2 separate regions of the Mus musculus genome follow, and region 1 is linked to region 2. A link is a loop called in an ENCODE intact Hi-C map of the cell type or tissue named here. Cell type or tissue: gastrocnemius. All regions are shown on one strand. Links, peaks and the distances in the headings refer to the core of each region. The heading gives the core; the rest is flanking DNA.

Region 1 (16,255 bases), core at 3,243-11,242, 360 kb after region 2:
TTTTTTTTGCATGGGAGACACACATAGGGTGGGAGGGTTGTAAACGTTAATTTTTTTCAAATCCTATTTTTAATGATGGTTCTTAAACCCTTTAGCTTACCACTCACTAGAGGTAGTGGGAAAGAAAGGGCAAAGTGGACCTGTTTAGAAAGGTTCTTTGGAGCAATGGGCAGTTCAGTTCACAGGTTAACAGCAGCAGCTTCATCCACTCGCAAACACCTCACAGATACACTAGCAGTCCAGTTTGGTAGAGTCATGAATCAGCAGTGGTGGCACTGTGTAGCAAAGACAGTGGGCTTCAGCCTCAGCAGGAGTCAGCAAGGGAGACCAGCAGGAACACCAGGAGAAGTTCTTGGCTGTGCCTTTCTCAAGGAAGCAAAGATCAGTGAAGACCCACAAGAGTGGATCCATATCGGAGAGACCTACAAGTGTTACATAGCTAGCTGTACCAGCAAGCCAAGCTCTGCTTCCATCACTCTATGGAGTCCTATTTGTGCCCTCCAAAAATCACGTGTCCTCCACGTGCCTTGCCTTGCCTCAGCACGTGCATCCAATCTGCCTGAGTTGGTGGAGGAGTCCTGACAAATGAAGCTCAACTACACAATATAAGGTGGACCCATACATGTGTGTTGTTAGCAAAGAATCCTTCATCACGTGTCTTTTCATGTGTTTGCTTTAGCAGAACATCCTTTCACCTGTGTCTGCTTCAGTGAAATTTCTTCTCCAGTCTGCCTTAGTCTTTCACCTGTGTCCACTTTAGGACAACACTCCTTCGAGTGTTTGCCCCAGCAAAACACTATCCAACACAACTGACTCTCCAAAATACCCTTAACCTTCCACTTCAGAAGGTAGACCTGGAATGCCTGGGAACCAAATGTGATTGGGGGTACACTCATTGTGTGAAATTCTCAAATAGTAAAAATATTATGTTGAGAGGAAAAACCTTGAGAAGTTACAGCCTGAATTTCTCCCTAGGAAGCCTTGGATGATCCTCACCATTAAGGTCCTAAGACTTGTAATGGCTGAGAATGTTCTGAAAACTGAGGACGCAGAGTGTCGGACCAATAAAGGTTAGAATTAGTGGAAGTCACTGCCATTCTCTTGGACTCTTGTTAGAGCAGATTGGTGATGGAGTGTCACATTGTGGGATTTAACTGTAAGAGGATTAATTAAATGGGCAACAAGGCATGAGTGATTAAGTTCATGATCCAAAGGGCAGGACAGAAAGACAGCTAAGATATTTGAGGTGTATGACTACTCCTGCCTCATCTCTTATCTCTCTAACACAACAAATATAATAGAGCAAAGCAAACCCCCAAACTATATGGTCTCACACTCGATGTGTTAGGCATTGCATCAACACAAGACAAGAGAACCAAATTGGAAAGGAGAAAGTGAAAGAATATTTGCATGTAACAAGTCATCCATGTAGATTAATCTGCCAACTCTACAGAAAACAAGACAAAACCCTGCTTATCACTAGAAATAAGAACATGATGAGAAATTGAAATTACAAAAAAAGTATCAACAGTAGAATAGTAATAGAAATAATTGGGAAAATCAGATGAAAGAAGAATAAACTTTTACATTGAAAATATAGAACATTGCTTAGGAAAATAAAAGAATTGAATAAATGGATATATATACACACACATATACAGGTATGTATATGTATACATATGTATATGTATATACATATATGTACTGTGTTCAACGATCAGAAGCCTTTAGTTAAAGTGCAAATTTTCCCACTTAGATGTGTAGATTCAGCATAATTCTGATAACAATTCTTGGATGGATGAGTGTATGCCTATGTGTGACAAGTGATTTTCATTTTCTTGGAACTCAAAATAAACAATCTCAGGAAAAAAATTATGTTGGAGTATGCCTTAGATTACCTGTATTCAAGACTTTTAAAGCCTCAGAGCTCAGAACAGTTTAAAGTAAGCAGAGTTCAACATCACAAAACAAATAATCAAGAAGTAGATTTCTACATATGTGGCCCATCCATCCTTGGCAATGCTGCAAAGATAATTCATTACGTAAATGACAGTGCTTTCAAGAAATGCTGATGGAAAAATTGGACACACATATAAAAAATGTGAACCTAGAGTCACATTTTACATCGTATAAAAATTAACTGCACAACTACTATACATCTGTGTAGCATGTATATATATATATACACATACATATATATACATATATGATATATAACATTATGCATATATTTAGAAAGAAAATACAGGAAAGAAACATTTGTAGACTAGTCAGCCAGGGATTTGTTAAAAACAATACAAATGTAAGATCTATAAGGCAAAAGCCAATTAATTAGATTCCATCAAAATAACTTAAGCCCAAACCTGCCAAACCTGATGACTTGACTTTTATTCTTGGAACCTACCTGGTAGAAGACAAGAACCAATTTTCAAAAATTGTTCTCTCACTTTGACCTGTATGCAATGGCATTGTGTAAGAGGGGCCTTACAGTGTCTGTTCATTTCCCTCCCTGCCCCCCAAAAATTTTGTAAAAAAAAAATAGGTACTGTGTGTGTGTGTGTGTGTGTGTGTATGTGATGGGAATTTAATCCAGCCTCACAAACTGGTTACACTTCCAGCCCCTGAGCTTTCTCTCTTTTAAATACTTTTGCTAGAGGATGAAAAGATAGTCATAAACTGTGTAAAATGTTTACAAGTCTAAAGGAGCTACATTCACAGTATACACACACACACACACACACACACACACACACACACACACACACACATAATCAAAAGCTAATGATAAGAAAACAATCCTAACAATGGGGGATATGGATCCTGAACGGCCAACTCCTGTGACCAGGCAAGACTACCAATGGAAGTTTTGGGACACCAACCCAAGCACAAAACCTTAGACCCATAATTTGTTCTATCTACAGGATGTGCAGGAGTGGGGGATGAAGTAGAATTCGACGGATGGGCCTACAGATGACTGACCAGGATGTGAAGTGAATAAATAACTCAGTCAATTAAAAAAATGGACATCCTGAAGGATGCCTGTAGTCTCAGCAGCTGGAGCTGAAGACTGGAGGATCAGAAGTTCAAGGCCATCCTTGGTTACTTAGTGAGCCGGAAGCAAGTTGGAGCTACACAAGACCCTATCTTTTTAAAAAGGTGTGGTGGCACATGCCTTTACTTCCAGTACTCTGAGAAGCAGGGGCAGATGTATCTCCATGATTTTGAGTCCAACCAGATCTACATAGCAAGTTCAAGGCTGATTTAACTACATAGTGAAACCCTGTCTCAAAAACAAACAAAAGAATCCAGTTTAAAAAAAATCTAAAAATGTTTGAATAGAGATACTTAAGTACCTAAGAAGATATATGAAGACGAATAGAAAATAAACATACAACAACAACAACAACAACAACACAAAGATACCCAATGTTTTTATTTGGTAGATAAATAAATGCAAACAACCTCAAGGAAGTCCCTCCACTATATACAAAATATTTAAAATTAAAAACAGTGATCATATTAAGTGATGGTGAAGCTATGGAACAACCAGTTATTACTTTTTAATTTTTATTAGGTTTTAAAGATTTATTTTTATTTAATATGTATCAGAGTTTTGCCTGCATTTATGTCTGTGCAACACTTGTGCCTGAGGCAGTCAGAGAGGCTGTTGGATTCCCTGGAACTGGAGTAGACCTTTGTGAGCTGCCAAATGGGTGGGTTCTGGGAACAAAACCTAGGACCTCTGGAAGACCAGACATTACTTTTAACTACTGAGGCATTTCTTCAGCCTTGCAACTAGAATATATAAACTTTGATGGTGGTAATATAAATTAGAGTAGCTTCTTTGTTAAATAGTCTGGCAACTTCTTGTACACTCTTCTACCATTTAACCATCCACTAGGGGACATTAGCCCAAAAGAAATGAAAGGGTATGTCCACGGAAAGAATTGAAGGCCATAACAGCTTTATTTGAGAGAAGTCTAAAGTCAAAACAACCCTTCTACCCAGAAATGTAGAAAACCTGTTAGGCATCCACAGTGGACTAGTACCTGGGAAGTTACAAGCTGTTGATATATAGAAGAAAACAGGTGGAATTATCTTAAGATACCCATGCCATTTGAAAGAAGGCAAATAAAATGGTCTTTATGTGTGATTCTGTCAACAGTTTTAGAAAAAAAAAAAAAAAGAATTAACGTTCAGTTACAAGAAACAGAAAGGTACATAAGGAGGGCCAGTTAATGTAAACAACATGAAGAAACTTTTGAGGTTGATGGAAATGTTTTATTATGGGGATGACTTCAGTGATGTATAAAAATATTAAAATACTTTACACTTTAATATCTGTAGTCTATGCAAATTATACTTTAAGCTTTAGAAATTAAATGGAGGGCTCCTTGGTAGTGATCTTTCGTGAGGCCTTGGTTTTAATTCATTCCTTTGCAAAACAAAAGAACTAGATAGAGATGGTTTTTAGCTGTGCAATGTTTCCTCCAAGTGTAATAACTTGCCTATAACCCTATCCCATCCCAGTCCCCACCGATCCCTGCTGTCCCCTGCAATGTTTGATGTGGATGCGAAGTTTGGGGAGAAATATGTGTAAAGCTATTGATCTATAAAATGATATTGTCACTTATTACGGTATTCTTTTCTTTGGGAAAAGAATATCCAGTTTGTCCCAATTTTGGCTTTTAAAAAAAAAAAAGTTTAAATCTCGAGGTACAAATTAGGAAGACCCACGCAACTTCATGTCACGGTCTTACATCACTGGCGGGGTGTGGGGCGCCCTCCTATAAACTGACTGCACACAGGGCCAGGCTGCTGCTTTCGGGAGCAGAGCGGAGCGCGTGCGTGGACCGTGGGCGGCCTGGCTGCGCTCGAGGCCTTGAGGCCGGCCACCCACGTGACCAGGGCTGCGCTCCCTCCGCTATAGCGCAGCAGCACCTCGCGCATGCGCAGGCGCAGTGCGTGCCCTGAGGCGTGGAAGCTCGGCGGTAAGCGGCGCCAAGGGCTGGCCTGAGGGCTGGAGGGCTGAGGGTGGAGCGCCTGGTATGTGGGGCCAGCGGCTCTTTGCTGGGACGGCTGTGGCGCAAAGTGTAAGGTCAGTGGTAGTCTTTGGTGGCGAGGGCGACAGGGGCCGCTCCCAGGGTGTTCTTGTCCACGCTGCTGGCGTTTTAGGTCTGGGCTGAGGCCTACTTCCGGCGAGCTCGAAGGCGCCGCAGCTTCTCGGTGAGCTGCCCGCAGACCCACTGTGTGGACAAATCTTGGTGAGCTGCCCGCAGACCCACTGTGTGGACAAATCTCGGTGAGCTGCCCGCAGACCCACTGTGTGGACGACTTTCTTCCCCTCTGGCGACGTCTGTGGTTTTAGCCTTCCAGGCCCCCCAGAAAGCCAGCATCTTTACCTCACCTTGGCCCATTTCAAGGCGAGATTTGAATTCGCCGTCGTGCCCTCCACCTCTGCTTAAAGTCACTACAGTTCCTTGGCAAGTCTTTTAACAACGATTTAAAATAAGGCTAGAAAACCAGTTTCTTAAAACAAGTGGCAGGATTTCCAAAGTAAACTTTTAATTTTTTCTGTGCCCGTGACAGTGGTAACACATGTCTTAATCCTACTCCATTCGGGAGGCAGAGGCAGGCAGATCTTTGAGTTTGAGGCCAGCCTGGTCTACAGAGAGAGTTCAGGACAGCTACTGAGAAACCTGTCTTCAAAAAACCGAAAACAACCAAGAACCAACCAACCAACCAAGCAAACAATAGTGTTTTCCAGAGAAATATTCTTTCTCACTAAAAGACTCCATTTTTTAAAAAAAATTTTTTTCCATTTTTTATTAGGTATTTAGCTCGTTTACATTTCCAATGCTATCCCAAAAGTCCCCCATACCCACCCACCCCCACTCCCCTACCCACCCACTCCCCCTTTTTGGTCCTGGCGTTCCCCTGTACTGGGGCATATAAAGTTTGCAAGTCCAATGGGCCTCTCTTTGCAGTGATGGCCGACTAGGCCATCTTTTGATACATATGCAGCTAGAGACAAGAGCTCCGGGGTACTGCTTAGTTCATATTGTTGTTTCCATTTTTTTTTTTTAAAACAGCTTCTCCACAGCTGAATTTTAAAACTACTTTTTAAAGGATCCCAGATTTGAAGATGATTCAGTGATGTTATTTGAAAAAAAATTAAGCTAGACAAAATTTGCAAGTTTTAAATTCCTATAAATAAGCTCCATTATTTGCTGTGATGAGTTAATTACTCTTTTCATAGTTGAGAGCATTTGAAACCTTGATGTAGATTAGATGTTCTTGGATGATCTAAAAGCTCTCAAAAAATGAGTCTCAAACCATGGCATGTACCCTACGTTTTAAGGGCAGTTTTGTGAAAAATTGTTTTTCCCCTATTTATTGGAATGTGTAGAATTACCTTAAAGTTGAAGGACAAACCAATGCTCTAACCACACCCCCCAGCTTTGGAGGGTGGAGAGTGCGCCTATTTTGAGAATGAAATAAAATCAGTTGGAATTGAACAGTGAAGTAGATTACATATTTTATCATTTTAATTTATGAGTAGAAAGTGATTCCTGGATTTTTGAGAATCAAATCGTAAAGTAGTAGACACTTCTTTTGAAGTACTTTTTTTATGTAATAAACATGATTTTTGAAGTAATAGGCAAATTTGATATATTTCAGTTTTTAATTCTAGGGCATTTTAAAAAACAAAATAGCCAATAGCCACTCCCAGGCTAGCCACTCTCAGGCATTTTATTATTTATTTATTTTTTTATTTTATTGTGGAATTTTCTTGTTTGAGAGGTTTTTTTTTTTGTTGTTTTTTTTTTTTGTTTTTGTTTTTGTTTTTGTTGTTGTTAATATGGGTTTAGAGAGATGGCTCAGCAGTTAAGAGCATTGTTGATTTTCTAGAGGACTGGGTTCAATTCCTTTCCTCCATGTTGGCATTTGGGACTTGGGACAGCTTAGTTTTGTTAAACATTGAACTTTAGTTCTCTGGAAGCATCAACACAGCAGTTTACATGGCTGTAACTTTAGTCCCAGTGGATCTGAAGCCCACTTTTGTCCCCCTTCTGGCCTCAACATGCATTGCATGTACACAGATGTGCATTCAGGCAAGACACATACAACACACACACACACACACACACACACACACACACACACACACTGCATGTTGTTTCAAAATATTGATTTATATAAGTGATCAAAATCTGTTTGAGTTATCTTACTTGTAAATCTGTAAAGATTTGGCTAAAGATAATGATAGGGACAGAGATAATGTGTTTTGCCATTGAAAACTATAATATTTTCAGAACAAATACAAGAAACAGTCATGAGAAAACAGGAAGTTTTTAGTATAGAGTTTGAGTTTTGATAACCATCTTAGGGCAAATACTTTGAACATATGTGGTTTAGATTTTTTTCACTGTTAATGGATATAAAAACCTAATTCAAGGTATTGAATTGTTAGTTTTCCAGGACTTGTCCAAATGGATGAAGATACACATTACAATAAAGGTACTGGCATTAAATATTATTTGGGGGTATAATAACTAAATGATACTGATTAACTTCTAATTTGTTTTGCATTGTGATTTTATTTTAGTTGAAGATGTTGTTGGAAGTCATGTAGAAGATGCAGTAACATTTTGGGCCCAGGTAAATATAATATTGGTTGTTTTTTCTTTTCTACCTTCCTCTTATCAACTCAAGTGTTTTCCAACAAAAATAAAAATCTAATAATAAATGTGATTTTTGTTTTCATTCCCAGTACCTAATCTTGATTAAATCATATAACACAAGACATAATTACAAGACAGTTGATTGCAACATGCAGTTTTCCTATGTTGAAAAAAATGCTTACAATTGAATTAAACAAGAAAATTATCAAGATTGGAACTTCAGAGTCATGTTCAATGGGGTCAGAAAGCCACATGCTGTTGTATTTTTAAAGCTATAGCTCCACCTAGGGGTCTTTGTAAGATTGTTTCCTGAAAATTTAGGCTAAACACTTTTTAAAAAAATTACTTAACATCCAAAAAAACAACAAAAGCAGATCTTAGCTTTCTGGCCTGTGTGTGTCAGAAAGCTAAGTTCTGTCCTCTTTTTGTGCCTTTAACACATTCACAATACTTTCCTCATTTTTATTAGTTCTTTGAGGATTTTATTCAAAGTATTGTGGACATAGCCACCTCACACCCTTCTTCCCCTCAAAATAAAGTTTTGCTCTTGATCCTGTCGTGGACCAGTGTAGCATATGTGGGATCATAGTCCCTGCTGACACTGAAGGAATTGTAGGTAGCACCTTTCCAAGTTGGCCTACCTGTAAGTCACACGCAGGAATTTTGTGTTTTCCCGACTTTCTTGGTATACAAGTGAATAGTTCTGTTGATGGAGGTTTGGGGCAGTATAGTTTTAAAAACAACATTAATTACATTTAACTTATTAATTAGTTAAATACACCATATCTTTATAAAATAATCTTTTAGCATACTTCTGTTTTACATTTTTATTTTTTATTCTTTTATCATTTCATACAGTATATTCTGATTCTTTTATTCCCACTCCCAACTCCTAAATCCTCACCCACCTCCCTACCCACACAACTTCATGTTCCTTAAAACAAAATGAAAACCCATGGTGTTGAGTTTGTGTTGACTGAACCTGAGGCCTGATCCACAGTGTGATTGATGTATCCAGGATCCCTCCATTAAGGAATACTGATTTTCTCTTTCCCAGAAGCTATCAATTTTGAGTAGCTTCTTTGCTAGGGGTACCCACTTCCCCTTTTCCATGCTGGGGTTTGGGACAGCATTGTTTTGTTAGAAGTTATGTTGTGTGGAAGCTCAGATAATATGTCAAACATTGGACCATTTTGGATACACTTACACCATTTCAAAGAAACTTCTTGAAAGTTTCTAGCATATCAGGTGGTAGTAGATTGTAAAGGGAGTAAAGATAGGGAGAGGAAAAGCTTCTGTACTCTAGCCGCTGGCAGGTGACAAAGAAAACCCAGGTTTTGTTTGTTTGTTTGTTTAGTGATCTGCATTTTATTGTAAGATAAGTATATAATTCTGAAATCTGGAGAACTAATAAAGTGTGTCTTATTTCAATGATAGACTGCAAATCAGGAAAGTATATTCAGTTTTAAATACAAAGTAAGCAGGGTGTGATGGCACACCCCTTTTATCCCAGCATCTGGGAGGCAGAGGCAGGTGGATCTCCAAGGACAGCCAGGTCTACACAGATGTTTTCTCAACAAAACAAAACAGCATAACAGTATTAAACACCAAAGTTCTTGGGTTTCAGATGTTAAGAAGTGAATCTATAATGTACTGTTACTGATGAATTTTTGATTCTGCAAACTATACATGATGGGGGTAGGGAGAGGAAATTGTATTTAACTACACTTCCCATGGCTTGGAAACTCCTTTATAATGAAGTTAAGTGTACAGTGTATAAAGTAGAAGTTATATAAAGAGCTATAGAAGACTATGATTAAGAGTTCTTAAAACTACAGAAATATCGGCAGAATTTATGGTAAATTATATACTTACACACAAACTTTTTATTTTTAAAAATTATATGCATGTGTGTTTTGCTTGTGTTTATGTCTGTGTACAACTTCCGTACCTGGTGTCCATGGAGTTCAGAAGAGGGAATTGGATTCTCTGAAACTGGATTTATAGACAGTTGTGAGTTGCCCTGTTGGTGCTGGGAATTGAACCTGGTTCCTTTGGAAGAACAACCAGAACTCTTAACAGCTGATCCATTTCTCCAGTTGTACATACACTTTTTAAATGGTGCTCACATGTTGTAGATCTATGTGGGTCTGTATTCTATATTATTTAGCACATGTGCCACTTAGTGGTACCCCGCACTGAATGACAAATTATATATTTAAGGTTTTTATATAGGAACTATATGTGTACTAACTTAATACTTCCTAGGTTAGTGCTGTTACTGTAGAAATACAATGTGAATCCTATAAGTAATTATAGCTAGTTTTAGCAGCCACATTGGTGCAAGCAAAAGCAACAGGTAAAATAATTTTAATACATATATTTATTTAACTTAATATATCCAAAATACTGTTTCAAAATCTTATCAGCAAACTGTGCCTGGTAATTCCAGCTACTTGTGAGGCTGAAGCAAGAGGACCTTGAGTTTGCACCTGTCTTGAACACTTAGTCAGACCCTGTTCAATAAACAAGGACTGGGGATGTGGTTTAGTTATACAGTACTTGCCGAATGGAAAGGGGTTCCATTTCCAATGATAGAAGAAAGTGCATGCATGCAGTTGGTATAAAATATGAATAAGGCATTATTTATTTATTTAGGTTTTTAAAGGTTCTTTGTGTAGCTATGGCTGTCCTAGAACTCTGTAGACCAGACAGGTCTTAAACTCACAGCAATACACACTACAAAAAGTTAGAAAACATTCCTTAGATGAATGCAATAAAAAGATTAAAACTACTGTTGCTATTCCTATATATCTAATGCCTATCCCAAGATGCAAATCATAAAATCTTTTTGAGATGAGGTTGAGATGAGAGCAGAGACACATAAGTAGAGATTTGGAAATACAGAGGCAAATCAGGGTGAAGATCTATTGTTTGCTTCCTCAGCCTGATTTCTGCCACTTAAAAGAGAATACTACCAATTGAATGGTCTTGAGCAAGTTATTATTTACTTTTTTATTTATACTGTACCTTTTATTCATACTGTGTGTTCTCAAACACTTCCAACCTTTATAATCTGATAGATTAAAATTGTTATATCCTATATGCTCATGAAAACTGCCACTACTAATAACAACAATATTACTGAATATGTGCACTAGTAGAAATATTACCTAAGTAGCTTATTTAACTTTTTGGCTCCTCATCTATACTTTGGAGGTAAGTTATATTGTCATTGCTAAGTTGAGGACTAAATAAATGAAGTTTCAAAAAGTTGTAAAAACTTGCTCAAGGCCATTCAGTTGATAGTAATGGAACTGGAATGAAGTTTTGGTAATCTTCACAAATCTTAATGTATAATAATTATCTTATACTGCATTTATAGAAAAAAAATGTTCATTGCAGTATAATTTTAATAAATATAAACCATAAACCATTGAATATCAATTGCTAAATGAATGTAAAACCAGTCATGATACACCCAGACAATAGAATTGTAGGAAATTATTGTAAAGAAATCAGAATCCTTTTCTAAAAGAGCAGATCTCCAAGTTAAAACAACAGTACACACATCTAATCTCTAGCATAGTTCGCAAGGAACTACAAGCACTAGTGTTTATATGTAGGGAAAAATTGGGGGAACAGAAGGGTAGAAAGAATTATTAGTCATATTGTAAAATCCTTGGTACTGCTTGGATTTTGTATTACTTATCTATTTGGTATTTGTTTAATAACACACACAAACCCTAAAATTTAAGTAAATTACTGAGTAAAAAAAGATATTTTCTTTAACTAATATTAATTATTGCAACTCATAATGTTGTTTCTCAAGTCTTCATATACTTTATTATTCATCTGTTCAAGCAGCAGATGCTGTTGTATCACTATGTGCTAGGCACTGGAGCATGTACGGGAAATGAAAGATTAGTATAAGGTACACACCATATCTCTGAAGATCTTACCTTCTAAGCATATAAAACAAGTTATTCAGTAAATAATTAGCATTTCCAATGATGTTCAACAAGAGGGGACTAAAAGATGATAGAATTTAAGCTTGAAAGTGTCCTCAACAACAACTTGCTGGAATATATGAATTTTTACAAATTAACATAAAGGATGAGTAGAATTATGACAGAAGAAAGTGAGAGAAAAAAGGCAGAGGTGTACTTCAGTCACACGTAAGACTGACCATGTGTGAAAGCCCTGAAGCAAGAAGGAACACAACCAATTTGGGAAATGAAGGAAGTGTAATATGACTGTAGCCTACAGAGGGAAAGCAAAAACAGTGATCTGAGACTAAAGTTAGTGTATTTTGAGAGCAGTGCAAACTCATGAGTGGTTTAGGATAAACGAAGACATAGTAATATTTGAGTTAAGATGCTTACTAATATTGTGAACAGTGGACTGGAGAGGAGCAAAAAAAAATACTTAAGGATTGTCAGTATTTTTAGTCAGATGAATGGCAACTAAAGGAATCTTAAGTATTTTGCCTTCACCTCTTTCTTTTCTTCTTCCCTTTACTTCATTTTTTCCTTCTTTCACTCCCTCCATCCCCTCTCCCCTTCTCCCCCATCCCTCTCTACTCCCTCCTCTTTTTTTTTTTTTTGTACTGGGGATTGAACCCAGGGCTTCATGTATTCTAGATAAATATGTTCTACCAACAGTGTTATTACCACAACTCCTAGTTCTTTTTTGTATGATGACAGCGACATTCATCATGATCTCTTGGAACTGTTCTTTGAGAGGTTTTCTATCACTAGACATTATAGCCTCATTGAATATTTTTTCTTGGGTTTCTATAAAGCTTGATGTGTGTGTGTATATATATTTGATTTTATTTGTGTTCTTGAGGCAGCATGTCATCTCAGAGCCCAGCTGGCCTCCAACTCAAGGTACTCCTGCATTCCCTACTTCTCAAGTGCTGGGGTTACAGGTGTACAGCTTCACTCCCAACTTATATTTAATTTCTTCTAATTTGAAGAACTTTATTCACAGTAAAATTACAGAATCAGTTCAAAGGCTTCTTGTGTACTTCTCACCCAGCTTCTGTTAATGTTACCTCTTGTAGTAACCATAGCACAGCGGGGTAAAAGCCAGAAAATTAATATTGGCACATGGTTGCCAATTGAACTATATATAGCCATTATTTCAAATTTTACCAGTTTTTTTTTTTTATGTTCCAGGATCCACTAAAATTACCCATTGTATTTTTAAGAGGCCTCTAACCTTTGCTACTTTATCAAATTTCTTGACTTTGAATGTTTTGGATGAGTCCCAGTTGTTTTTATAAAGTATCCGTTTAATGGGTTTGTTTGATGATTTCTCATAAATTGGCTAGAATGTCCAAAAATGATGTTGTGTCCAGTGTGCATTGTATTGGGCTTCCTGGTGTCATTGAATATGTTAACTTTAATCTACTTTGTTGAGATGTTCATTTCTTAAAAATATAATAAATATTTTTATTTTTTAAAAGATTTATTTATTTATTTATTTTATTTTACAGCTACACTGTAGCTGTCTTAAGATATGCCAGAAGAGGATATCAGATCTTATTAGAGATGGTTGTGAGCCACCATGTAGTTGCTGGGAATTGAATTTAGGACCTCTGGAAGAACAGTCAGTGCTCTTAACCACTGAGCCATCTCTCTAGCCCCTAATATTTTTCTTTTGTAATTATAAATGTTTTAGAGAAAGACACATGGGATTGACTAGTCTTGTTTTTCCTAACTTTTCACTGAAAATTTTTATCTTTTCTTGGTATTGTACTGGTCTAGTGATGGCCTTTCAGCCTTCTTTATTCCTACTACATCTATTGATTGTCTTTCTGTAAGGAAGAGTCATTTCTTTTCTGTGACTAGTGTGACTAGTGGATAAGCCACAGGTTGTAAGTCTTTTGCTGTTGTCATTTACTTTTGCTGTTTGAATTCTTCATTTCTGGCCAGTGGAGCAGAAGTTGGCCAAAGAACATAGGTTGGTTCCATGTCTCCTAGACATGTCTTAGTCTTTCTTTGAGCACTTGCTTATTTTCTGTCACTACAATTACCCAGTTTGTTTCTGAGGAACCTGCTTAGTATGATTTAATAATATTTGGTACTTTATTTGAATTCTATCTAAGCTTAGTGTCATTTTTTTTATAAGAACTCATTTGAATTATGAAGAAAATGGTAGCACAATAATATGATCCAGCCAGGTGTGGTTTATGCCTTTAATCCCAGCACTCCGGAGGCAGAGACAGGAGGATTTCTGAGTTCAAGGCCAGCCTGGTCTACAAAGTGAGTTCCAGGACAGCCAGGGCTACACAGAGAAACCCTGTCTCGAAAAAACAAAAACAAAAACAAAAACAAACCAAAAAAAACAAAACAAAACACAAAAACAATCCAATTCCCAGTACTTTAAAGTTTCTTAAATATTAGGCTTAGTAGAACCCTTAATTATATATGATATCTTCAGAAAATAATTTATTGAATCTCATATTTTTTCTGTTTTATTCTTAGAATGTCAGTAAAAATAAGGATATTATGAAGATTGGTTGTTCACTCTCAGAAGTTTGTCCTCTTGCTAATTCAGTTTTTGGCAATCTTGATCCTAAGAAGGTGAGCGTTATTCCTGGAAATAATCATTCATCGTACATGTCAGCTTTTCCAGATTTTAGAATCTAGATTTTGGAATTTGGGGCCTATTTGAATAGAAAAGACAGATTTTGTATAAACTACATAGTAAATTTTTTGAAATTTATTAATTAAAAATAACTTATGGACAGAAATTCTGATATAAACTATAATATGACTTTTGATTAAGCATGGGGCCTAGTACATCTTAGGTGAGTACTAACAGATCTACATCTTCAGCCCTCTAAATTGTTATGAGTCTTTTGTCTTCTGTATGTGTGGCTAATACTTGCTTCTGTTCTGTGGCTAACTTAATTACCTTTTGAATATCATTTGAAATCTGATACATATTGCTATCTTCCTTTTTGATATGTGATTTCTCTTTCCTGCTTTAACTCTTCATCTACAGAGAGATGGGAGATAGGGAAGGAAGGCAGAGTGGGAGAATGAATGAAAAAAAAAAGCGAAAGGCAAGGAAAGACACGACTGCTCCTAGGGATGGTGGAGGAGAGAGTTTATTATAGACATATGGGAGAGCATGTCCAGAGTGGGCATGGCCAGACTGAGCTGGGCCTTGTGGGGAGAGGAAGGAGACGGGGACCAGGTATAGCAGCTAGGAGTCCAAAGGTACAAAAGGCAGGTGATCAAAATGTCTAGATTATATAGCAAAGAGCCCTTTGGGGGAAGGGTAGCAAAGGCCTGGGCTAGAGAATTGGGGTAGAGGACAGGAGAATTGGGGTAGAGGGCAGGGTATGCTAGCCATACCCTGTTACAGGTAGGGACTGTGAGATGCTGGGAGAACCTGGAGGACAAATAGGCACCTCAGCTACTTGTCCTGGGTTTGAAACTTAACAAAGAGGAGAGAGATGAAGAGAGGAAGAGGAGAGTGGGGGGAAGGCAGAGGGAGAGGTTGAGAGAGAGGGATAGATAGATAGATAGATTGATTGATTTTGGTTGATTGCCTGTTCTTGTAGAGGCCAGAGACTGTTTGTCCTTCTTGATTGTTTTCCATTTTAGTTTTTCTTTTCTTTTTTCTTTTTTTTTTTTTGAGTCAGGATCTGTCATTAAAGCAGGAGGCTCAATTATTTTGGCTAAGCTTGCTTTCTTCCTTTTTAAAAATTATTTATTTATTTATTTTGGTTTTATGATGGCTGAGTATTGCCCTCTCCCAGAAGACAAGAAGGGGTACTTTTTCTTCTTCTTCTTCTTCTTCTTCTTCTTCTTCTTCTTCTTCTTCTTCTTCTTCTTCTTCTTCTTCTTCTTCTTCTTCTTCTTCTTCTTCTTCTTCTTCCTTCTTCCTTCTTCTTCTTCTTCTTCTTCTTCTTCTTCTTCTTCTTCTTCTTCTTCTTCTTCTTCTTCTTCTTCTTCTTCTTCTTCCTTCTTCTTCTTCCTTCTTCTTCTTCCTCCTCCTCCTCCTCCTCCTCCTCCTCCTCCTTCTTCTTCTTCTTCCTTCTTTTTTCTTCTTCTTCCTTCTTCTTCTTCTTCCTTCTTCTTCTTCCTTCTTCTTCTTCCTTCTTCTTCTTCCTCCTCCTCCTCCTCCTCCTTCTTCTTCTTCTTCTTCTTCTTCTTCTTCTTCTTCTTCTTCTTCTTCTTCTTCTTCTTCAACACTTTATCTACCTTTTTGAGAGGTAGCCTAGTATAATGGACTCTGGAGTCAGAAGTTTGAATCTTGGTTCTGCTGAAGACTAGGCTATGACATTGGATACGTAACGGTATAAACAAAGTACCTGCTTCACAGGTGTGTTAGGAGAAGTAGATAAGTTATTGTATATAAAGTATTTATTAACATAAAATAGCACATGATGCTAACTTATATCCTGACCTACTTAGTATGCTTTTTTATCATAGTGACAATTTTTTTCTTTTACAGATTTATGGTGGATTGTTTTCTGAAGATAAGTGCTGGTACAGATGCAAAGTGCTAAAAACTATCAGCGATGATAAGGCAGGAAATATGTATTC
Region 2 (16,255 bases), core at 4,987-12,986:
CTACCTCTTTTTAAATATCTACTCCTGAGAAATCAGAGAGGGAAAAACACCAGATATGTCTGAAAACATCTGTTGGTGACACTCGTTCCACAAGCCCCGAGCTGGCTTCTCTTGCGAATGGGTCACACTCAAGACAGGGAACTGCGCTTGCCCTGTGCCTAGCACCTCTCTGCCACAGTCCCTGGCCACCACCAACCTGCTTTCTGTTTCTGTGGAGTTGTCTACCCTGGATATCGATACAAATGGAATTATGGGGTTGTCCCATAATTTTCTCTCACTTGTCACAATGCGTTTTGAGATTCATTACACTGTAGCATGTTGTTAATATTTTATTCTTTCACATTATTTTTCTTGGGGCTGGGTTGGAGCTCAGTTGGCACAATGCTTACCTAGTGTCCAGAAAACCCTGAGTCCAATCCCTCAGCACCAGAGAAAACTGGCTCTGGTGGCACAAGCCTATAAGCCCAGTGTTTGAAAACTAGAGAAAGGAGGATCGGAAGTTCAGGGATGACCTCCTCAGCTGAGCATCAAGCCCCAGGCCGGCCGCAGCTTCTCGAGACCCTGACTCTGGAGAACAGTCTCTCTTCAGCTTGTACAGCTCCTCCAGCCTGGCTGCTCTCTTTCATTTTCTTAGCCAATTCAATGCATGATTTGAGAGCCAGCTCATCCTTTGTCTAGAAATACATCTGACTTTCTTCCAGTTTCTCAAAGTCCTATCATCTATCTACGTGCGTTCATTTAAATCCACAATGAAGATGGTTAGGACTGGCTTAACAATCATCTAGCAGGGAGCTGTGTGGGGAAAGGGTGTCAATAAAAGAAGGGAGACCTTGTCCTCCTCCCATACCTAATCTCCATGGCAACAGTCCTGTCACCTGAGTATGCTGGTCACATGCCTGGAATCTAGGCAATTGGCAGGCTAAAGCAAAAAGTCTGGGAGCTTCAGGTCAGCCTAGGCTACCTGAAGGAAACCCTGTCAAGGAAAGAAGGAATGAAGGGAGAGAAATCGTGTTCTCAGAAAAGGACACAGGTTCCTGATAGTCCAGCAGGTAAAGGTGCTTGCCACCAAACCTGCCAACCTGTCAGTCCCTGGAACTTACAAGGTAGAAGGAAAGAACCAACCACTACACAGGCACTGTGACATGTGGACAAACACACACATGCATGCACACATGCACACTCAATGCACACACACACAAACACACATGCATACATACACACATGTGCATGCACTCACACACACACACCATATAAGTAAAATATTATAATGAGCAGACAAGCCAGCAGTGGAGGGAACCTCGTGAAAGGACATGTCTACCCGTGAGTTCTTTTTCTCCTTTTTTGAAGATCCTTTTTTGAAGGAAAATTATGTTCGGACAGAGTAGGCCCAAAGCTCAATGAACCTTAGAAACAAGGGCTTTAATTACTCATTCATGCAGAGAGCCACTGAGCAGGAGAAAGCAGAGAACTGGGCACAGCAGATGTCTCTTAGTCATTTGCTAGAGCTTAAATCTGAAAATTGTGACTCTGCTCATGACACATGCAAAAGCCCACACTAGGGCCCTGCAGTCACAGTCACGAGGGCTGCCTCTCTCTTGGAGCTGAGCCCCTTACCTAGAGTTTATTCTTACCTTCCTACTCTGCCACAAGTCAAAGCTTTGTTTCAATGAGCCTGCCACGTTTGGGGGTATTGTCCAAAATATCCCCATTGCCCACCTTCAGGATTTTTTTCCAAGCCAGAGGGCTGGGTAACTGTGGTGCAGGCTAATGGTCCCCAGAGATATTTAACCCACAGGATCTACAAGTCTGTGACACAGCAAATACCTAAAGACGGGAATGAAGGTTGCATCAAAACTGATCTTTTGACAGGAAATGGTTCTGGAACATCCAGGTGGACCCCATGAAATGACAAGGGACCTGTAAGTCACACGGGATAGGGGATGGGGCGGGGGAATCAATGACAGAAGACTGAAATGTGAGAAAGACCCCACTGTCATTGATGGAGCCAGAGAGGGAAGGAGGTCGCAAGCCAGGAAGTGTAAGAAGCTAGAGACTAGGGAAGAGTCGGAGAAGTGGGCCCCTCACTAGAGCATGCTGACACTTGGTTTCTGCCCAGTTGAGACTCCTTTCAGACTTCTGGCTGCCAGGGCAGCGAGTTAATAAATTTTCATTGTTTTAAATCTCAGAGTTCTGGCAATTTATTAAAGAAAACTAAAGAGTGGCTATCTAAGTAAGTTACAGATCTGTGGGCTAAAGAGATGGCTCAGCAGTTAGGAGTGCTTACCACCTGGTGGCTCACAAGCATCTATAACCACCCAAGGGATCTGACACCCTCTTCTGGCCTCCAGACACATGTGTGTTGTACAGACATACAAGTGGGCAAAACACTACACATAGAAATAATTGTAAGGGCTAATGGACTAGATCTTAACTGGGTTTTGTGATCTCATTTTAAAACCCCACTCTGGACTGAGTAATTTCTAAAATCGGAAAGAAAAATGTTAACTGAGGAAGCGCTTGGGATGACCCTGAAGTGCAGAGTACTCGCCCAGCTCGTAGAGCCCCAGGTTAGCTCCCCAGCACCATATAGGTGTGGTAGCACACACCTGCTATCCCAGCTTTTAGGAGGTGTAGCCAAGAGGATCAGAAGTTCAAAATCATCTTCAGCTGTCCAGTAAGTTACAGGCCACACCCCAGACCCAGCAGTGACTCCCGGGTGTGGTTTCGGCCCCCTTGGGTGGCTGCTTCAGTCTCCACATCCCAGGCACAGCTTCCAAAGGCAAACAGTGGCCACCTGAAGGAGAGTCAATACGAGGTGCTGAAGGGCTGGTAGGGATGTTTCTCTAACAGTGCCTGCTGCCTGCCTCCCTCGTCAGAGGTCTAAGCAGAGCAGATGTAATTCCTGATAATCCACATGCTTCCTTCAGTGAATTATTCCAAAATTTTTACAAGATGATGTTTCTTTGATAAAATAAGGTATGAATATACCTCCTCAATGTCCTGGATCCTGGATATGTTGGCAATTTCTGATTGTCAAAAGCAGATTATCCTATGTATAGCTCTTTGGAATCATAAACTTCCTTTTAAAATGTTCCAGGTATGAGCGATTTACCTTCGTGAATGTTCGTGTACCACAAGTCTGATGCCTAAGGAAGTCAGAAAAAGGTGTCAGGTCCCTTGAACTGGAGTTACAAATGGCTGTAAGTCATCGTGATGGTGCTGGGGATTGAACCTAGGCCCTCTGCAAGATGAAGTGGAGGGAGAGGAGGAGAAGGAAAAATGGGGAAGAGAAGGAAGAAGAAGGAAGAGGAGGAGGGTGAGATGAGGAGAAAGATGTGGAGGAGAGAAGAAAAGGAAGAAGGGGAAGAAGAGGAGGAAGAGGAAGAAGAAGAGGAGATGATAGTGATGATGGTGATGATGGTGATGAAGATGATGATGAAGAAGATGATGTTCCCATTTCTTGTTCATTTCTGCCTAGTGGCTACCAACTCTGATGATGGGGCAAGGAAGGCACAAAGTAAAAGATAATTTAATTGTTGCAACTTCCTAAACAAAGACTTATTGAAGAAGAGCTTAATATCCAATTTACTTAAAGACAAAGATCACTTATCTAACCAAAAATGCAAACCAGAACTGTATCTGCGACCAAGGGTGCTAACACCTCAGGTGTTACCAGGAGGTTTGCCCAAAGTTGAAAACTTGTTTCAGTTTTTACATTTGCTTGGGGGTTGGGGATAAGGGCACATGCCACGGCTCTTGTGTGAAGATCAGAGGACAACTTGCAAAAGTTAGTTTCTTCTTCCCACCACACAGGTTCCAGGGATTAAACTCAGATCTTCAAGCTTGGTAGGTTAATGTCTTCACCTACTGAACAAGCGTACCAGCACAAAAGCTCGCTTTTCTGATTTTTTTACTTTTGTTTTGTTTTTGAGTCAGGGACTCACTCTGTAGCCTTAGCTTCCCTGGAACTTGCTAAGTAGGACCAGGCTGGGCTTGAACTTAGAGACATCCAGATGCCTCTGCCTCTCTAGTGCTGGGACTGAAGGAGTTCACCGACATGTTTGTTTATTTTACTTATGAGTACATGGTAGCTGTCTTCAGACACACCAGAAGAGGGTGTTCATTTTTAATTGAAAGGTTACATGTGTGTAAACAAGCAGACAGAGCTCTGTATATGATTTATGTTACACAAAAGCAGTTCTTTCCCTTTCTCCTCTGCATTGGAGACTTTTGCTTCTTTGTGGTTGCGTCCACTTCTGCTCCACGTGGTTTTCCCCCACAGGAGCTCTGGTCCCTGAATTACAATGGACTGTAAGTCACTGTGTGCCACAACCAAGACTTCTCCTGCCCAGAAAACAGTCTTAGGGATGTGTCCTGACAGTGAGAGGGTCACAGGGCCAAGTTTCCACAGTCTACAACCAGAAACAGCTTAATCACATGACATTTATGTTCCAGAGACGGGTGATTTCACACCTAATGCTTGCTCTTTGGCAATACAAGTGTGCTTCCCACAAGTCGCCTGAAGTTACTTGGAGCAGCTATCTTAGAGAAGTTACCAAAAATGATGCAGTTCGTTCTGGGCATTCTGCAGAGCCAGGTCGATATGCCAGAAACTTTAGCTTTGGGGTACATTTCTCCTCTGCTTGAAGCCCGTGGGCTGTCCCGAACTTGCAATTTCTGACATAGCATGCAATGTTTGTATGCATGCATGCACAGCACAGTGGCATTGACTGAAATGATACCTTGGATCTGTCTGTTCTGGGGGAAGAGAACGCGGGCTGTCCAGATTCTGGAAAGATGTTTCAGTGTGAGTACCGAAGTGACACAAAAGAGAAACCACAAAGTCCACCAACGACCAGGTTTCGTTTGGTAAAGAATGTCAGAACAGGATGTTAGAAAGCTCCCTTTAAGCTAGGAAAGATGGAGGGGGAGGGAGAGAAAGGGGGGAGGAGCAAATGTGGCATCACAAAATGAAAACACCGTGCATCCGAAGTCAATAAATAGATGCCAGGGGCAAGTGACTCATGAGCACGAGTTGTTAAGCGATGGAATTTGGGAGATCAAGCCACACTGCTTAAAACATCACATGATCTCCCTCTGGCCCCGTATTTCATAAAACAGAGCGGATCGCAGGAGGCCGACACTGTGACTCCTGGTGGATGGGACTGGGGAGTCAGAGTCAAGCCCTGACTGGTTGCAGGCGCTCGGAGTCAGCATGGAAAGTCTCTGCGGGGTCCTGGGATTTCTGCTGCTGGCTGCAGGACTGCCTCTCCAGGCTGCCAAGCGTGAGTCCCGTCCTCTCTGGGCGCTTACACTCGTTGACCCAAATGATGGGCCAGGCCCTTTGACTGGAGTTTGGGGGTCCGCAGACAGGGTCTGTTCCAAATGCTGGGAGTGTGTTCTTTGCTTAGGACTCACGGAGAGCAAAAGCCACGAGGCCCCTGGAAGCTTTTTCCACTCTGGCCAGATTGAGGCTGGAAGGGGAGGACAGCCTGTACCCCAGAATAAAGCAAGTCTCCCAAATCACCCTTATCTGCTTCCTGCTCACAGGGCGGAGCTCTTAAATGAGGCTCTGGCTAACTTTGCGGAACTCCCCCATCCCACCGCATCCTCTGCTCGCTGCAGGGCCAACTGCTGCTTCAGTGCAGATACTGAGGACTCTATGCAGATACTGAGGGGCTCCACCCTGGGCGGATTCTATGGCAGGGGCCCTACTAACAAAGCTTCCTAGTGAGTGGCAGAGGCATCTTTCAGTGTTGGACATACTGGTCTAGCATCCTTGTCCTGACCAGGGTGTAGCTGTCCTGTTCTTAGCGGAGCTAGTGAGCAGGGGAAAGAGAAGGCCCCTCACTTCCAGGGGCCGGAGACCAGCCCGGTCCAGAACCTTGCCTTACCCCGAATGTGGCCGCCTGGCTGGTTGCCAGGCAGTTCCAAAGGAGAGGAGTATCTCGTCACCCCCTGCCTTCTCTTGTGCAAGGCAGGTCCTCGGGTAGGTTGTCCTGGCTGGGGTGGATCCCAGGCCAGGCAGAGTGGAACCGCTGTGGTCCCTGCACCCAAGAATTGCCAGGCAAAAGGGCAAGCAGCCCAGCCCCATCACAGCCGCGCCCCGAACCAGGGATCCTCAAAGCCAGTGATGCCCCAGACTTGGGGCGTCCTGCCTGAGACTCCACCTCTGAGTTTGGATTTTAAACCCAGAGATGGCAGGCAGCGGGTTGACAAACGGAACGGCCCATCTTGTGTCTAGGTGTGGTGCCTTCACAGAGAGAGGGGACTCTGACCTTGGAATTATCCAGTTTCCCCAGATGAGAAACCGGGCCACAGGCCACAGAGAGGGCCAGGAATTCGCTCAGGTCACACAGAGAGCAGGCAGTAGGGAAGCATGCCACCTCTCCCTGGCAGTTCTTCCTGCCAGGGTTTGGGATAGGACAGACTTGAATATGTGCCAACTGCTAGGCTGGGCCATGAGTGAGTTAGCTTCAATAAATTTCCTTTTCCTCGTTTACAAAAGTGGGCTATAGAGTCTTGGGAGATCAGCTAGCAAGGGCACGTGGCCAGAACACACATTCAATGGCATTTTTAAGGACAGAGCTACACACCTCTGTTCCCCCTATCCCACCCTACCCCACTCCATACCTCCTGCCAACAAGTTATAATAACCTAGAGGAATAAGAATAGGAAAAGCCAGCAAAGACCTTTCACCCACAGTTTGAGGGTCGGTAAAACAGTAGCCAAAGCCAGGATAAATGGTTCATGTCTTTAATCCCAACACTCAGGAAGCAGAGGTAGGTAGATCTCTGTGAGTCTGGGGTCATCCTAGTCTACATAGTGAGTTCTAGGACAGTTTGAGCTACATAGTGAGACCCTGACTTGAAAAAAAAAAAAAAAAAAACCAACCAACTACCCCCCCCCCCAAGGAAAAACAAAACAAAAACCCAACCAGTAGCCAGAACTTGAAGGGTATGGACTTTTAATAGAAGTCTCAAAGCCCCAGGCATTCTTGGGCTCATCTTATACTGTACTAAATATTCCAGACACAATGAGCAAGCCCTGTAGGGGTTAGCAATCCATAGGAGGCAGGTAGTGAGCAGCCCGAACATGAGGAGTTGGGGTGAAGAGAAGGTAACCAACTCAGGGTTACCTCCACTCTGCCCCCGCGCCCCATTTTCCCGTTATAGTTTGCTTATTATCGGGCTTGTCTGGTTGTAAGTTGAACTTCCATGTGTTAGGCTAACGGTGTACTCATGTGAAATTGAAAGGAATAATTCAGGCAGATTCCAATACAACCTTTACCCATGCCCTTTTATAGCCAAATACCCTCCTCTACCCAGCTCCAATCCCTGGCCACTAGGAGTCTGTCCATGTAAATATCTTAGCATTTCCAGAATGCCACACAAGGGAACTTAGTCGTATGAACTTTAGACATCGGCTTGGGTTTCTCCTCAGTGTGAGTCCCTGGAGATCTATTGACATTGCTGTACCAAATAGGTTGTTCCTTGTTCTTTCTGAGTAGTCGCCCATGGTCATAAAGTACCACTTTAACCGCTCACCCACCAAAGGACAGAGAGCTATTCCAGCTCAAGATGCTACGACTCCTCATGTCCATTTCCCTCGGATTCGTACTAAAAAGTACAATTTGGACAAGTTATATATAATGCTTACGCTACGTCGAGTCTTTGTAGAATTTAGCAGGGTGGCTGTGCCTTCTCAGGTTCCTGCCAGAAGTGTGTGGTGGCCCAATTGGTGGTAGTGGCTCCATAGGTCTGCAGGGGGGTTCGTCAACAATCCTCTAGTATTCAGTGTCCATACATTCTCTGAAGTGTTCTCTCATATCTGTTCCCATTTTCAAATTAGAATTGCTTTTTAATATTGGTGGAAGTTTGGTCTTCTCCACTCTCCTTTACTTCTTTCTACTGGATGTCACAGGGCAGAAGTTTCTTACTTGAGTAAAATTTCATACATCATTGTTTTTCTTTTATGGATTATACTTTTGGTGTTCATCTAAGAAGTTTTGCCTCATCCTAAATCCTTATGTTTTCATCTCTGTTTGCTGCTCTTTTAAAAAATGTATCTTTTCTTTATTGGGTTAATTTTTTTTTTTTTTTTTGAGACAGGGTTTCTCTGTTTTTAAATCTTTAAAAAGTCGTATTTTATTGTAATGGTGGTGCCTGCAGAGGTCACAAGAGGGCGCCAGATCTCCTGGAGCGGGAGCGTTTGTGAGCCCCGGACATGGCTGCTAAAATTCAAACTAGAGTACTGTGCCACTGAGTCATCTTTCCAGCTCCTCTGTTGAACGAATTTGTGTCTCGTGTGAACTCTGCCAGGGCAGACTGAACGGGTCAGCTCTTGGCTTCCCTGTCCATCCATCCCTGTCCCCGCCGCCCCACGCTGCCCCCCCCTACCCCCCCGTTTTTCTCTTTGACTTCTGAACTTTAGGAACAGAGGAGAAATCGGGTGCGATTTTGTCGCTGTTGTTTTTCGTTTTCTGGTAGTGCTGAAGTTCAAACCCAGGGCCCTTGCAGGCCAGGCAAGCACTGTACCACTGGGTCACACACCAGCCTGACCTTGCTCTGATTGCGTCTACCTCAGAATCTGTGGACTCTGAAACAGTGAAAAGAGATTGTTCTGGGCATGAAAGGAGCTGAATCCACTTTTGCATCGGATTGAAGATGATCCTGGCAAATCCCACCTCTCTAGACCTAGATGTGTTCATCTCTAAAGTTAGTTTGAATGGAGGCAGCTTAACTCTTCCCTCATATCTCCAACGTGAACTTCCATTTACAAACGTTTGTTGATAAACCTTGTGCCCATTCCTCAATTAATGGCTGTTCTAGGTAGGAACAGTCCTGACACTGATTTGGGGTGTCTGATTTGAAGGCCTGAGATCACACAGCCTGTTGATGACAGAGCCCGTGTGCCATGACTCCTAGTCAATCCTATTTGTATTGCTTGCCTGGTTAATAGGTGCATGGCCTGCTTGGCACAAGTCCAAATTCTATATGGGGCACCTGCCCCCCCCCCAAAAAAACCTGAGGCATACACAATAACAGGACATCCACCTCTTTCCGTGCAAAGAACGTAGAGACAGATAGATAAGATGGATAGGAAATCCATCATGATGGATAGATAAGAGACAGGAAAAGGGGAGATGGATAAAAATCAAGATGGTAGGCTCAAATGCAGAAAGCCTGTCATTACATCATATGTACATTACCTCAGTGCTTCAGATAAAAGTTAGAGATTTTCAGATTTGATTTATAGTTGCACAACTATGTGCTAAAAACAAAAAACACCCTCACATTAAATAAGAAAATATACAGGCTAGAAGTAAAAAAATGGGAGAGTAGGGTCCAGAGAGATGGCTCAGAGGTTAAATTCCCCATACCCACATGGCAGCTCACAACTGTCTGAACTCCAGTCCCAGGGAATCTAGTGCCCTCTTCTGGAATCCAGAACATGGCCACACCAGGAACATAGTTCACTGACATAGATATAAGACACCTACACATAAAATAAGAGTAAAGAAGTCTTTTTTGGAAAAAGTAAAACAATGGAAAAAGTTTATGTACATATGCATCTGTTATATATAATATATATTAAACACTAGCAAAGTAGCCTTCAGTACAACAAATATTATCAAGAACAAAGAGAGGGGACTAGAGAGATGGCTCAGCAGTTAAGAGCACTGAATGCTCTTCCAGAGGTTCTGAGTTCAAATCCCAGCAACCACATAGTGGCCCACAGCTATCTAAAATGAGATCTGATAGCCTCTTCTGGTGTCTCTGAAGACAGCTACAGTGTACTTATATATAATAAACAAATAAATCTTTTTAAAAAAAAGAACAAAGAGAGTTAATTACTAATAAAAACAGTCAATTCAATCAAGAAATCCATAATTCTAAATGCAGCTAGACCTAACAGTAGAGTTTCTAATGCATTTTTAAAGACTTGGAACTAGTAAAGGAAATAGCTCCAACCCTAACCCAGATAACATGAGGTTTTTATTTGATTAGTTTTTGTTTTTTGAGACAGGGTTTCTCTGTGTAGCCCTGGCTGTCCTGGGACTCACTTTGTAGACCAGACTGGCCTCGAACTCAGAAATCCGCCTGCCTCTGCCTCCCGAGTGCTGGGATTAAAGATGTGCACCACCATGCCCAGCTCTCAAATAACATTTTTTAAACCTCTCTATTTAACAAGCAGAGACTATACAAGGGCTTTTTGAGGGGGGGCGGGTCAGGGTGTTTATTTTTAAGACAAAGTCTCTCTTTAGCCCAGACAAGCCTTGATTTCACGGCAATCTTCCTGTCTCCACTCCCTGGTTTCAGGTATGATGCAAATGCCTTACTCCACAAATATATAGAGAGTGTTCACCACGATGTATGCACAGAGTTTTACCATGGGATCTCCCATGCTAACACACTTGTCTTTTGGCATCCTGGGAGCATCCCCAAACTTTGCATCCTGTAGACAAGAGGGTAAAGGCCTGGGAAAGATTCAAAGCTGTACGAGGAAAATGCTGTCCAAGTCTCCTCTTGATACTACTACTGAACCTAAATATTTGGAGGCTATGTTAAGTAGAGCTTAGAAAGGGTGGCTGCCAAAATTTTCTCTTTAAGGCTCATGCCTTTAATCCCAGTGCCAGAACAGCCAGGGCCGTGTAGTAAGATGCTATAAATATCAAAAAATAAATGTTTTTTGTAATTCTCTAAAAACACTTTCTGTAGACTTAGTTTATGTTCATATTTACTTATTTGTACTGGGCAGAGGGACGGGCACACATGTGTGGAGGTCAGTGGACAAGTCTGTGAATCGCTCGCTGCTTTCCTTCTGCCATATGGGTTCCAGAGAAGGAAGTCCGCGGTAAGGTACCTCACCTGCTAAGACTGCTCGCCAGCCTCAGTAGACATCTGGGATGGGGACTAAAAGTGTGCACCAACATACCCATGCTGACTTTTTTTTTTTTTTTCCTGAGACAGGGTTTCTCTGTGTAGCCCTGGCTGTCCTGGAACTCACTCTGTAGACCAGGCTGGCCTCGAGCTCAGAAATCCGCCTGCCTCTGCCTTCCAAATGCTGGGATTAAAGACCTGCGCCACCACCGCCCGGCGCAGACTTATTTTTAAGCACATTTCTTCACTTGCTGTATTGGTTAGATTCTGCATGTGCTTCCCAATGATTGAAATGAAAAGCTCCATCGACCATTCACACAGAAGTGCTGAGAGGTGGAAGGAACTGACAAAATCTGGTTTTCAAATACTAACACAGGATTTCGTGATGTGCTGGGCCATGAACAGTATCCCGATCACATGAGAGAGCACAACCAATTACGTGGCTGGTCTTCGGATGAAAATGAATGGGATGAACACCTGTATCCAGTGTGGAGGAGGGGAGACGGCAGGTGGAAGGACTCCTGGGAAGGTAAGTGGGAAGCTCCTCCCCCGCAGCCACCGCTGCACTGCATCAGAGAAGGCAACCTCCTCCGATGCCAGGGCTCCGGGTCCTGTGAGTGACAGTGCGCTAGGCGCAAAGTGAGCAGCCCCTGGGCTTGGCAAGCTTCCCTCCTCCCTCAACAGCTCCACTTTCTGAAGGGTCACAAAATCACTTGGACTTTAGACGTGTCCAAGGTCTTTGAATATTTTAGAGAGCGGCCAGATTCGCCCTCCAGCCTGTTGACTACCGTAGCGTAGGCACCCTCAGAAAAGCTACAACATGACCTGGTCGTCCAGAGATGCTGGGAGGCTTACCAGAAAGTGAATCATCCCACACAGGCCGGGAGTCAAGTCTTCTGGTCATTTGGTTTTCAGATTAAAGTCTACAAACTTTCAACACGTGCCTCTTCAATCCAAAAGGTTTTTTTTTTTTTTTTTTTTTTTTTTTTTTTTTAATGTGTGTGTATTGGTGTTTTATCTGTGTGCATATCTGTGCACCACCTGTATGCCTGGTGCTGGGGAGGCCATTAGAGGGCATTAGCTCCCGTGCAGCTGGAGTTATAGATTGTTGTGAGCGATCATCAGCCACGTGGGTTCTGGGAGTTGAACCACGATCCTCTTGAAAGCAGCCACAGAGCCATCTCTCCAACCCCCTTTGTTCTTATCGTCAGTGAATACTTTTTTCTATGATTAGAAAATCCTTTAGCGCCGGGCGTGGTGTAATCCCAGCACTCGGGAGGCAGAGGCAGGCAGATTTCTGAGTTCGAGGTCAGCCTGGTCTACAAAGTGAGTTCCAGGATAGCCAGAGCTATCCAGAGAAACCCTGTCTCGAAAAAACAAAAACAAAAAAGAAAGAAAGAAATGAAGGAAGAAAGAAAATCCTTTAACTACTCTTACTTATTTTTTCTATGATGTTGTACTGTGAAAGCTAACATTAGCATCAGGAAATCACTAACCACTGTAAAGAGGCATGTGGGTCGAATGGTCCTTACCTACAGACAGAACTCTATTAAACACTTGGTGGGAAGCCTGCGAGGGAAACGCACTCTGTTCTTTCCTGCCCTAGGAGGCCGTGTGCAGGCAGTCCTGACCAGTGACTCACCGGCTCTGGTGGGTTCCAATATCACTTTTGTGGTGAACCTGGTGTTCCCCAGATGCCAGAAGGAAGATGCTAATGGCAATATCGTCTATGAGAAGAACTGCAGGAATGGTAAGGAGGGTCAGCTCTGCTCCTGGAGCTCCGCTCACAATCCTAAAGCCCATGGGATCGGTCACCACCCCAGTCATCCTCCTCCTCAGGGCCACGTCCTTTTTAAGTAGCCTATATTCACCATACAAAACATTTCTCCTACTGTACGTTGTGGACTTTGATCACAGCCACTTTGAAGTCCCTCTCTCCCCATCCCTGGTCCTAGCTCTTCCCAGGTAACCCCTAGGAGCTACACTATGGGGACAGAATGAACTCAGCGAATGAACACTTGCCTAGAGTGTGTAGGGTTTGGGTTCCATCCAACCCCTGCTCAAAAACCCAACCTACATCTCCTCCATTGTCACACCAGCTTGGACTGTGTCTCTGGACAACGAATGTATTATTGTCCATGTTCAGGTTCCTGTATTAGCTGAAACTATTTTGGCCAAAAAACAAACAAACAAACAAAAACCCACCCAGGGCTCATCTGAGAGAGTGTGCTGATTGGTTCATTTCCATTGACCAGTGTTTAAGTAAACGGCGTTCTGCTGGAACTGATACTGCATGTGCGCTTCTGATTTCCTTCTGCTCTTAAAGAGCTGCGTTCGTTATCCATGGTAAAAGAGCACAAACACACCAAGGGACATTATTTTGTGAGAATCGTACTCAAGAATCACTCTCAAGAACTCAGATAATCATTGAGATTACTCAGACACTAGTACAGCTTCTCCTACAGGGTGAGCTGCCTGCACCAGTCAGGCTTTTGTAAACCTGGTGATGTGCAGGCCTTGCTGGGGTGGGCGTGGCACTGTGGTTATGTGAGGGAAGAAGGACTTGGCTGTGATACCAGTGAGTGAGGGGAAGAAGTTGAGGACAGAGTGCCACACTAGAAGATGGCATGTCCTATAGGTTGGTTTGAATAACACTGAGATTCAGAGACTCAAAAGGAAAATGATACGTGTGTTAAGTAAAATCTCCAGATGGAAGTTTCCTGGAAATTGATAATCTAACATTTTATTGACATACAGCGGATACACTGGAATGCATCAGTATGTGGTGGTGGACTCTGAACACGAAGACGTTAGCCCCGTAGCGGCGTTTACCGTGGGTCTGGGAAACTGAAGTGTCAGGTGCTGACCACTGAGCATTTGGAGACAACTAACTCGACTGTTTGTTCTTGGTTAGATTTGGGACTGACATCTGACCTGCATGTCTACAACTGGACTGCAGGGGCAGATGATGGTGACTGGGAAGATGGCACCAGCCGAAGCCAGCATCTCAGGTTCCCGGACAGGAGGCCCTTCCCTCGCCCCCATGGATGGAAGAAATGGAGCTTTGTCTACGTCTTTCACACACTTGGTTTGGTTTTTACAAACTCTCAGTTTTTTACATTCCTTTCACATTAGACCTTGTCCTTTCTTATTCTCTAATTGAAACCATAGCACCCATCCCTCTGTTCTTCTCCTTACTCGGTAAACAGTGAGGGGAAATGAAATCCTGGCTAAGCTCGCCATGTCTGCAGGACACCACAGGCATACAATGAGAACGAGAAGGGAGAGATTTTGGCTTTCTCTTCAACAACAGAAGAAGACTAGCCTAACATAGTCCTATGAAAAAATGTATTTGGACGGCACGTGGTTGTTTATTCATTAATTTGTTAATGTTCTTAAATTAATTAGTTAAAGTTAAAAAAGCATATTCTCTGTGGGAAATTTGGAAACAGAAGAGCATAAACAAAATATAAAAATCATTCACAAACAACATCAGATGTGATTGCTATTGAATAATGACATTTTAAGTATTAATATTTCTTGTTTAAGATAATAATGGATACACATTTTTATTTTGTTATCATAGCATTTGTCTATATTATTTAAAAGTCCTTAAGTTGTTTTAATGACTGCATAATACATCAATGTGTGGATCTAAAACAACATAGATACTGTTCTTCTCTGTCATGGTCTACATGTCTGTTTTCTAAAAACCATAAAAGGTTTCACTTTGATGTATTATTAGTGAAGTGTTATTTTAAGAGGAACAAAATTGGCTCATTATTAACAAGGCTGCTGAATTCTCAGTATATTACCAGAGGGCCACGTCAATGGATGAGTGGGAGAATACAAGCCCAGCATGTAGACATTAAGCAAAATACACACACACCCCACACACAAATAACATACACACACACCAGACATACACATACATACTGTACATACCACACACATACACCATGCATGCCATATACTTGAAACATACATACATACATACACACACACACACACACACACACACACACACCACATACCACCACCACCACCTCCAGGAGCCAACTGAGGCTAAATTTTCAAAATCTGCTCCAGTTGAGTAACTCCTGGATATCTAAAGGTTTTGTCCTTTCTCAGAGAGCATCCTTTTATTCAGCATTAACAAAGCACACCCACTGAACAAAGCACAGAATAGGCCGGGTATCATGCAGGTCTGAAACCAGCTTTCTTGGTGCCATGGTGGCTCTGTGGTCAGTTCTCCAAGCCTATCACTCATTGACCTGCCACAGCTGTGGCCAGCACCTGTGAGTTTCAGGGACAGCTGCAGAGGGAAACGGAATGACTCAGATGTGTTCCCGTGGGCAGTCTGTTCCCTTCATATCTGTGATCCGTATCTGTGATCTGCTGTTGCCCTTTCATGTCTTGCTGGTTTTCAGTACAAGTCCTTCTAGGAAGAGGAATTCCAGTCTCTCTGTAAAACCTAACCGAAGCTATGCCCGTGTACTTACATCAAGTGCTTTTAATTTCTTATAAAAATAAGGCACATTTGTGAATACAGAACCTATTAAAACTCTTGCAGATACCTCACCATGACATTAAATGAGTCCTAAGGGAAGAGTATGCATTTCATGTGCAAATCGTTTAAACCGAATAGCCTTCATCTATAAATTAGGAACTGGCTGGATTGCCCCTCTGTGGAGCTCTTTCACTTTAAGCAGCTGTGAGCAGTTGTTACCTGTATGCAAGCAGAAAGTTGCTTCATCGGGTTTTGCATCAAGGCCGGCACCAGCTCCCTTTCAGGAGCGTCCAGCCTGTTCTCTTCGCAGAGCAACCTTTAACCTTTCAGAAACAACTCTGCCTAAAGATCATGTGATGTTACCAGTAACTCAAAATGTCCATCTTTTCACAGGCCAGTATTTCCAAAAACTGGGTCGGTGTTCAGCACGGGTTTCTATAAACACAGTCAACTTGACAGCTGGCCCTCAGGTCATGGAAGTGACTGTCTTTCGAAGATACGGCCGGGCATACATTCCCATCTCGAAGGTGAAAGATGTGTATGTGATAACAGGTGCGTGGCGTGAACTCCACAGCAGCGGAGGAGGACGGGGCATTTAGCAGATTAGGAAAGAACCAGCACCCAGTGTTCTGGGTTAGGGTGAGGCTCATCTGGACTCCAGCAGAGCTTAGCTATTTACTTCTGTGCTGTGCTGGCCCACGTGTTGGCAGCTGGGAGACGCTAAGGCTTACCTATGAGGAGGTCTAGTTTTAGTCTTCAGGCAGAGGGCGTCTCTGCAGCACTCCCTCACAGGCGAGCCACCTATTTTCTTTTCTTCTTGTGTTGTATCTTCTAGATCAGATCCCTGTATTCGTGACCATGT

Evidence for each region. Hi-C counts contacts between places; a loop is a spot of excess contacts. Peaks named below come from ENCODE experiments on the same cell type or tissue, not always from the same donor. Only the 100,000 strongest peaks of a DNase experiment are listed, where the experiment ranks them.
Region 1: it touches region 2 in a loop (2.8-fold over the local background); 25 of 42 quality-filtered maps call a loop at or near these places.

What each region holds. Positions count from the first base shown.
Region 1 is chr6:49,390,587-49,406,841 of GRCm38, forward strand. Stk31 (serine threonine kinase 31) reads left to right here and starts at 5,018. Exons shown (of 24, transcript NM_029916.2): 1 at 5,018-5,098; 2 at 7,475-7,521; 3 at 7,610-7,662; 4 at 14,180-14,278; 5 at 16,164-16,238. The coding sequence starts at 5,049. In gastrocnemius, for the core only: CTCF peaks have their summits at 3,896 (motif pointing right), 7,072 and 7,978 (motif pointing left); DNase peaks (open chromatin) are centred at 4,947 and 7,089.
Region 2 is chr6:49,031,508-49,047,762 of GRCm38, forward strand. Gpnmb (glycoprotein (transmembrane) nmb) reads left to right here and starts at 5,011. Exons shown (of 11, transcript NM_053110.4): 1 at 5,011-5,285; 2 at 11,260-11,412; 3 at 12,490-12,633; 4 at 13,798-13,971; 5 at 15,787-15,945; 6 at 16,229-16,255. The coding sequence starts at 5,216. In gastrocnemius, for the core only: a CTCF peak has its summit at 8,179 (motif pointing right); a DNase peak (open chromatin) is centred at 8,204; H3K4me3 peaks cover 1,674 bases; H3K27ac peaks cover 881 bases.